Regions from separate parts of the Homo sapiens genome. Here region 2 is linked to region 1. The links are chromatin contacts, found by Hi-C in ENCODE. All regions are on one chromosome and are shown on one strand. Each heading gives the region's core, a stretch centred on a gene start or an enhancer-like site at or near the end of the contact. The rest is flanking DNA. Distances are from core to core; before and after follow the strand shown.

What was found. A loop is a pair of places that touch in the nucleus more often than their neighbours do. Pooled maps may share reads with other maps.
Region 2: a pooled map shows a loop between it and region 1 (5-fold over the local background). The contact joins two enhancer-like sites. A Hi-C loop is called at or near these places in 4 of 37 single-sample maps with no recorded cell type and 2 of 50 pooled maps.

What each region holds. Positions count from the first base shown.
Region 1 is chr2:131,586,697-131,590,132 of GRCh38, forward strand. No RefSeq gene overlaps it. Among named protein-coding and RNA genes, the nearest start is that of LINC01087, 49 kb to the right of the region's middle. RefSeq lists an enhancer at 1,612-1,761. Within about 2 kb of position 1,600, at least 2 of the 41 ENCODE cell types and tissues checked have a DNase peak (open chromatin) inside an H3K27ac peak, as active enhancers do.
Region 2 is chr2:134,281,592-134,285,027 of GRCh38, forward strand. All of the region lies in intron 2 of MGAT5 (alpha-1,6-mannosylglycoprotein 6-beta-N-acetylglucosaminyltransferase), which reads left to right. Among named protein-coding and RNA genes, the nearest start is that of MGAT5, 29 kb to the left of the region's middle. RefSeq lists an enhancer at 778-987. Within about 2 kb of position 1,565, at least 6 of the 41 ENCODE cell types and tissues checked have a DNase peak (open chromatin) inside an H3K27ac peak, as active enhancers do.

The sequences.
Region 1 (3,436 bases), core at 350-2,849:
TCATGGTAGCACACTCCTGTAGTCCCAGCTACACAGAAGGCTGAGGTGGGAGAATTGCTTGAGCCTGGGAGGTTGAGGCTGCAGTTAGACAAGACTGCACCACTGCATTCCAGCCTGGGTGACAGCCTGTCTCAAAAAATAATAACAGTAATTCCCGATTTTAATAATTATTCTAGAGTTGTGTAAAAGAATACCCTTAGGAAATGCACACTTTGGGGTAATTATGTCTATAGTTTACACTGAAATCATTAAAAGAGGTATGTAAACAGACAAAGCAAATGGGACAAAATGGAGCAAATTTCTACAAATTTTAGAAATTGGTGAGTCTTGGTTAAGAGAAGGAGGAGGATTCTTGGTACTATTCTTGTGACTTTTGAAATTATATAAAAATTTTAAGTTCCTAAAAACTGGCTGTAGAACTATACGCTCAGAGTGAGCATTTATTTTGTAAAATAGTGATTAAGACCAAATCTTTAATCAGTTAAAAATCTGATCAAATAAAAGTAGTAATATATTACGGTATTTTTGACATCAAATCATTGTAAAGGGGCAATAACTTACAAGTTTGTCTCCAAGCACAGTACATTTTTATGGATTTTTAAAGAATTCACGTTCCCGTAATTCTTACCTTCCTCCACCTAAAGTGACACAGTTTACCAAATAATTTGGAGTAATGGTTAGATTGGGTTAAATTCTCAAGGCTTCCTCTTTAAAAATCATACATTTAATTCGGGTAGGGAATGACTTGGCTTCTTTGTTCCTGTGAAAGAAGTATATAAAAATGCCCCCTTAGTAACTATGCAGTCAGCTTACTATCTCAGCAAAGTCATTGTGAACTTCTTCCCTGTCTCAGGTTGGAAATAGGAACCAATTCAAGGTAGATTAAAGACTTAGGGCCGGGCGCAGTGGCTCATATCTGTAATCCCAACACTTTGGGAGGCCGAGGTGGGTGGATCACGAGGTCAAGAGATCAATACCATCCTGGCCAACATGGCCCGTCTCTACTAAAAATACAAAAATTAGCTGTGCATGGTGGTGGGTGCCTGTAGTCCCAGCTACTCGGGAGGCAGGAGAACCACTTGAACCCGGGCGGCGGAGGTTGCAGTGAGCTGAGATTGCGCCACTGCACTCCAATCTGGTGACAGAGCCAGACTCCGTCTCAAAAAAAGAAAAAAAGACTTAAATGTCAGACCTGAAACTATAAAACTACTAGAAAAACATAGAGAAAACTCTTCAGAACATCGGCTTAGGCAGATAATTTATGGATGAAATCTCAAAAGCACAGGCACCAAAAGCAAAAATAGTTGAGTGGGCTATAACTTCTGCACAGCAAAAGAATCAACACAGTGAAGAGACAGCCCCTGGAGTGGGAGAAAATATTTGCAAATTACTCACCTGACAGGGAACTAATGTGCAGAGTATAGAAGGAACTCAGACTCCTCAAAAGTTAAAAAATCAATGCCATTAAAAATAGGCAAAGGACAGGAATAGAGACATACAAATGGCTAAGATGTATATGAGAAACTGCTCAACTTCATTGATCAGGGAAATGCAAATCAAAACCACAGTGGGATATTATCTCACCTCAGTTAGTATGGGTATTATTAAAAAGACAAAAAATAACAGATGCTGGTGAGAATGAAGAGAAAAGGAAACTCTGCTACACTGTCAGTAGGAATGCAAATCAGTACAAGCATGATGGAAACCAGTATAGAGAATTCGAAAAAAAGAAAAAATAGAACTACTCTATGGTCCAGCAATCTCACTGGGGGGGTATTTATCCAAAGGAAAGAGTTCAGTGTAACAAAGGGGAACTTGCATGCTCGTGTTTATCACAGCATTATTCACAATAGCAAAGACACAGGATCAATCCAAGTATTCATCAACAGATGAGTGGATAAGATGTGCTAAATAGACACAGTAAAATACTATTTGGCATAACAAATAAGGAAATCGTGTCATTTTCAGAAACATTTTCAGAGACAGAAGGACAAATACTACGGGTTCTCACTCACGTGAGAGCTAAAAAAACTTGATCCCATGGAAACAGAGAATACAATGGCAGTACCAGAGGCCAGGAAGACTGGGTATGTGGAAGGGAGAATGAAGAGAAGTTGGTTATTGGGTACAAACCTACATTTAGAAGAAATAGGCTGTAATGTTTGACAGCAGGCTGTGGTGGCTAAGTAATATTATTATGTGTAAATATTCAAAGTAACCAGAATACGCATTTTATGCATGTAACAAGTATTTGTATGTACCTTACAAAGAGGTAAAATATTATGTGTCAATAAGATGGAGAGGTTATGCCCAAGCCTCCAGAGAGGGGCTCCTTGGATCCGCACAGCACATCCTGCATACCTGCATCCACTGCTGCGCTATGCTCCTCGTATCTGAGCCTTCATGCTCTGGTCCCCGAGGCAGGTGGTGCTGACTCAGGTGGCCACACTGTGGACCTGGGTGTTGGTGGCCCAGAGGGTGGGTGCTAGAGGCTTCCTGCCCTTCTTGTTCCACTGGGACCAGACGGAGCCAGGCAGTGACAGGGTACCACCTTCTTGACCGGATCCTGGAACACAGGAGTGTCACCTGGCCCCTCGTCATCCCAACTTAGCACCCAAAGTACCCCCGGGCCGGGGCCATGGCTGGGCTGGAACTCAGGATGGTTAGGATGCAGCTCAAGCCTTGTGGCATCTCTGGGTTCTCTGTCCACTGAGGGTGCCCTGGGATGCAAAGCTGGTGGAAGAGGTTGGCATTTCCCCAGCCTATCCTCACTCATGCCAAGCACCCCAGACTGTCCTTCCTGGTCCATCGCCCTGGTCACATTCCCCAGGGCAGCTCAGGGCTTTGTTCAGGGATTTCCTGTAGTCAGGTGCCTGATAAGTGTTGAGACGTGCAAGGCCACGTGGGCAGATGGGGAGGTGCTCTTTGGTGAGCACCCCCAGCAGGGCAGTCCCCCACCCAGGTGTCTGCCTGCTCCTGCTTGTGTTTGACTGTTAACAGCGCTTCATGCCAGGGCCACCAGCTCCCATCCCTCCTGTCAGGAAGGACACAGACAGCAAGTGCCTGGGTGGTAAGGCATTTGCCAGGTAACACAGGTGGCAAGTGCCAGAGCTGGGATTTGAACCCGGATCATGGCACTCTGTGTGGGGCAATGGAAGGTTTGAGAACGCCCATGTAGGAAGGAAGGGCAGCCTGGCCCCACTGAGCCCAGCTGCTCCCTGTGACCCTGGAGGAAACTATTCAGCCCCCAGCTGGGGAGAGAGTCCAGGAGGCCAGGCTTCCCCTTGCTTCCTGGCTCAGGGGATCACAGAGGGACAAGGAAATTTAGTGTATGTGTCTTCTTTTTGTTTCATTCAAAGTTTAATTTAGTATCAAGCAAGAGGAGCTTTAGTATCAAGCTCCTCTTTTTAGTATCAAGCAAGGTAGCTTAACCCTT
Region 2 (3,436 bases), core at 315-2,814, 2.7 Mb after region 1:
AACTGGCACAGAAGGAATTTTCTCCTGTCACAAGGCAGAAGTTGTATGGCTCCTGTGCTACTTGTCACAGCAAACTTAAGCAGATCCAGAAACTGCCTGACCCTTTACTGTACCTTCCCACTCCAAAATGGGGAGGGGAACTCCTGTGCGGGAGTGCTCAGCTCTCAAGGGAAGACAGTCATTAACCTGTCTAAACTCTATGTTAATAGAACCTTCTCGATAATTGCTTTCATTAAGTGTGGTTAATGTGAACAGTACAAGTTATAGCAAGATTTGCAGAAGAACAAAGTAAATATTTAAGACTTTATTTCAGGATGCAGTTGGGTCGAGGCAAGGAGAAGATTAGTAGAAGCTGTATCTGATGGTATCTGAGGTTGAAACACAGTGAACCTCTTGGCAGAAGTGCCAGTCATTTCTCATCAGTGGTTCACAGAATCCTAACTCTGGGGAGGCAGATGGGTGTCTCCTGGAGATGGTTGTGTGTTCAGGTTTTCTCCTTTCGCTTCTGGCCTCTGTCAGACATGAATGACATGGTGATGAAGATAAACTGCCTTCCCTGTACTGCCCAGGAATGCAATGAGGATTAAGAAGGTGGCTTTTAGCCTGTGTCTATGCCACATGGGGAGGATGGTTGCTCCCTGAGGGCAGAAGGCCATTATTAGCAACTGAGTTGGCCAGGAGTGTGTGCCATGCCGGGCTGGGTGTACGGAGCTGTCAAGCCAGGCACCTGGGGATTAATTTAGCATGGGTTTTCATGCCCCCGGGCTACCAGTGACCATACAGCCATCATCTCTACCTTTGAGTTGATGTGTATAACTGAATAATAGTGCTGTGTTTTCAAAAGGAAAGGCTTAAAAAACAGTGCTTCTGTAGTACAAGGAGGGATGCTCTGCTGAAAATCTGGAAATTACAGCTAAGCAAAAAGATGAAAATACAAAGTAGCTGTTATTCTACCACCCAGAGATCGATTTGTTTCTTTACTAACAGATACGGCAAGTGCCTGTTCTGTGCCAGGCACTGTCTAGGCACTGGAGATAGTGATGAGCAAAACCATCTCTTCTTTCTGGAGATGACACTCCAGCAGTGAAGGCAGATAGGAAACAAATACATAAACACATCTGGTGAAAAATGCTTGAGGAACAGCAAAGTAGGGTAAGAAATTAGCGAAGGAAGTGGGTGCTGTTTCAGGTTTGAGGCTTGTCAAGAAAGCCTCTCTGAAGAAGAGAGATTGAGCAGAGACCCATATTATTGAGTGAGGGAGGCCTGGGGTTCTCCAGCTAGCTGCCAGCAGGATCAGTCTGTACAACAGCCCAGGGCACATTCTTCCTGGGTGCATTTAAGAACCACTGTTGGGCCCTTTTAATTCTAATACAGAAGGTGGCCTATTAAAACCAAAACCGAAAAAAAAAAAAAGGACCCTTTACTGTATCATCTGTCATTTATGTTTCTGCTAGGCTCAAACTAGACTTTTGAGAGAGCAGTGTTGGAACCACAGAAAGGTCTGGATGTGTTAACGCATTGGTTCAGCATGTGATGAGACTTGTGTGCGCAGTACAGACTCAGGCTGCTGGGGTTCAAGTCTGAGTTCCACAGTGGTGCAACTGTGGTGAAGTCATTTAGAGAGGTTAAGTCTCAGTTCTCTCATCTGTACAGCAGAAACTAGCTCATGGGGCCACATGAGAAAGTGTCTGTGGAGGGAGGGCTGGCACATGGTTAAGTGCTCAGGAAATACTGGCTGTTGCTATAATTAACAAAATGTGGTTTTGGCAAATGGTTTTAAGAGGGTCTGTATGTGCCTTTGTTCCATAAGTTTTTAACCAAAACTAAGGAGCCTCGAAAATTATGTTAGAGGCACCAAATGGGGAGCAGGTTCTAGTCATTCATCAAAGAAGGGGCTAAATAAAATCAAGATTTAACAGAAGGATCACACATTTGAGGTAGGGTTTGGAGTTTCAGTCATGAAGTCGGTGCACAGTTTATATAGGGTTCAACTTCTTGTCTGTAGGTGCCTGTCTCTATTCACATTTAAAGCCATTGTTGAGGAATGTAGTATCTTTTTTTTTTTTTTTTTTTTTTTTTTTTACAGAAACTCTTCTCAGTTTGGAGAATGTGGGTGTGTGGCTTTGAGGCTTCAGAATCCCACCGTGAAGTTGTCATTGGTCTTCATGGTTATTTATGAGGCTTGACTTAAGCTGGGTCCTGTTCTTAACAGGAGAACGATACAGCTTCCCCCGGCCGCTGGGTTCTCTTTCTGTGATGCAAGGATACATCGCTGCACTAGGCTCTCTGAGAAATTTGTGACTGGCTAGCAATTAGAGTTGAGAATGTAAACTGGCCACAGATTGAGGAATTCCAGGCTAGAGACTGTGAGCCCTAGTGAAGAAATGTAGGGTCAGGGCTCAGGAGGCTGGGATTAAGCCCACTGCTGACAGAATTGATGCTGAGACCTTCAGCACATCACATTATCTTTGTTTCCTCTTTCAGATCCAGAGATTCATGAGCTTTTATAAGTGGAAAAGATTTAGATGTTCTAACATTTCCTCCAAATGGGAGATTGCAACTTTCCAAAATCCTTGGTGGATGGTTCTCCAGATTTATCTCAACAGTTCTAGTGCTGGAACTTTTAGCTGCCATACTGTTGAACTTTAGTGGGCCACATTTACATAGCCTGTGTCAGGGGTCAACAAACTGTGGCCCATGGGCCAAATTAGTCCACTGCCTAAATTTATAAATAAAGTTTTATTAGAACACAACCTTGCCCATTTGTTTACTTACTGTCTGTGGCTGCTTTCATGCTACAGCTGCAGAATTTAGTGGTTGTACAGGAGACCATAAGGCCCACAAAATTGAAAATATTTCCTATCTGGCTTTTTACAGAAAAAGTTTGCCAACCCCTGGCCTAAATGAATGGTGCTGTCTGGAATGCAGTACATAGTCTGCATGCAACCCTGTGTGCTAAACATATTAGATTTGTAAAGTGTTCATAAAATAGAGCAAAAAAAAAAAGCCACTGTTTATGGAGAGATCGCTGTGTCCCAGACACAAATAATAACTTTAAAATACTTTATTAGTTCTTTCCTCAGAGCAAACCTGCAGAACAGTTATCTCAATTTAAGAGGATCAGGGTAGGATATGATGTGTAATCTACCCAAAATGGTGGCAGTCTGAGCCAGGGTTCAGATCCTGGCTGGTGCATCTCTAATGTGCCCATTTAATCTGCCACTGCTGGGACAATCGCATTTTATTGTGCATCACACCAGAAGGTCACGTGTGGCATTTTTAAAGATGAAAATAGTTTAAGGCTCAAGAGTGGAAGGTAATCTAAGAGTCCACACCTTTCTGGCCATTTGGATATTGTTGTAAATGTTTCAGGTGTTAAGCATACTTAATTTTGTGAGTTTTGATTTTTTGTTTTGGTCTTCTTTTTGTTATTGTG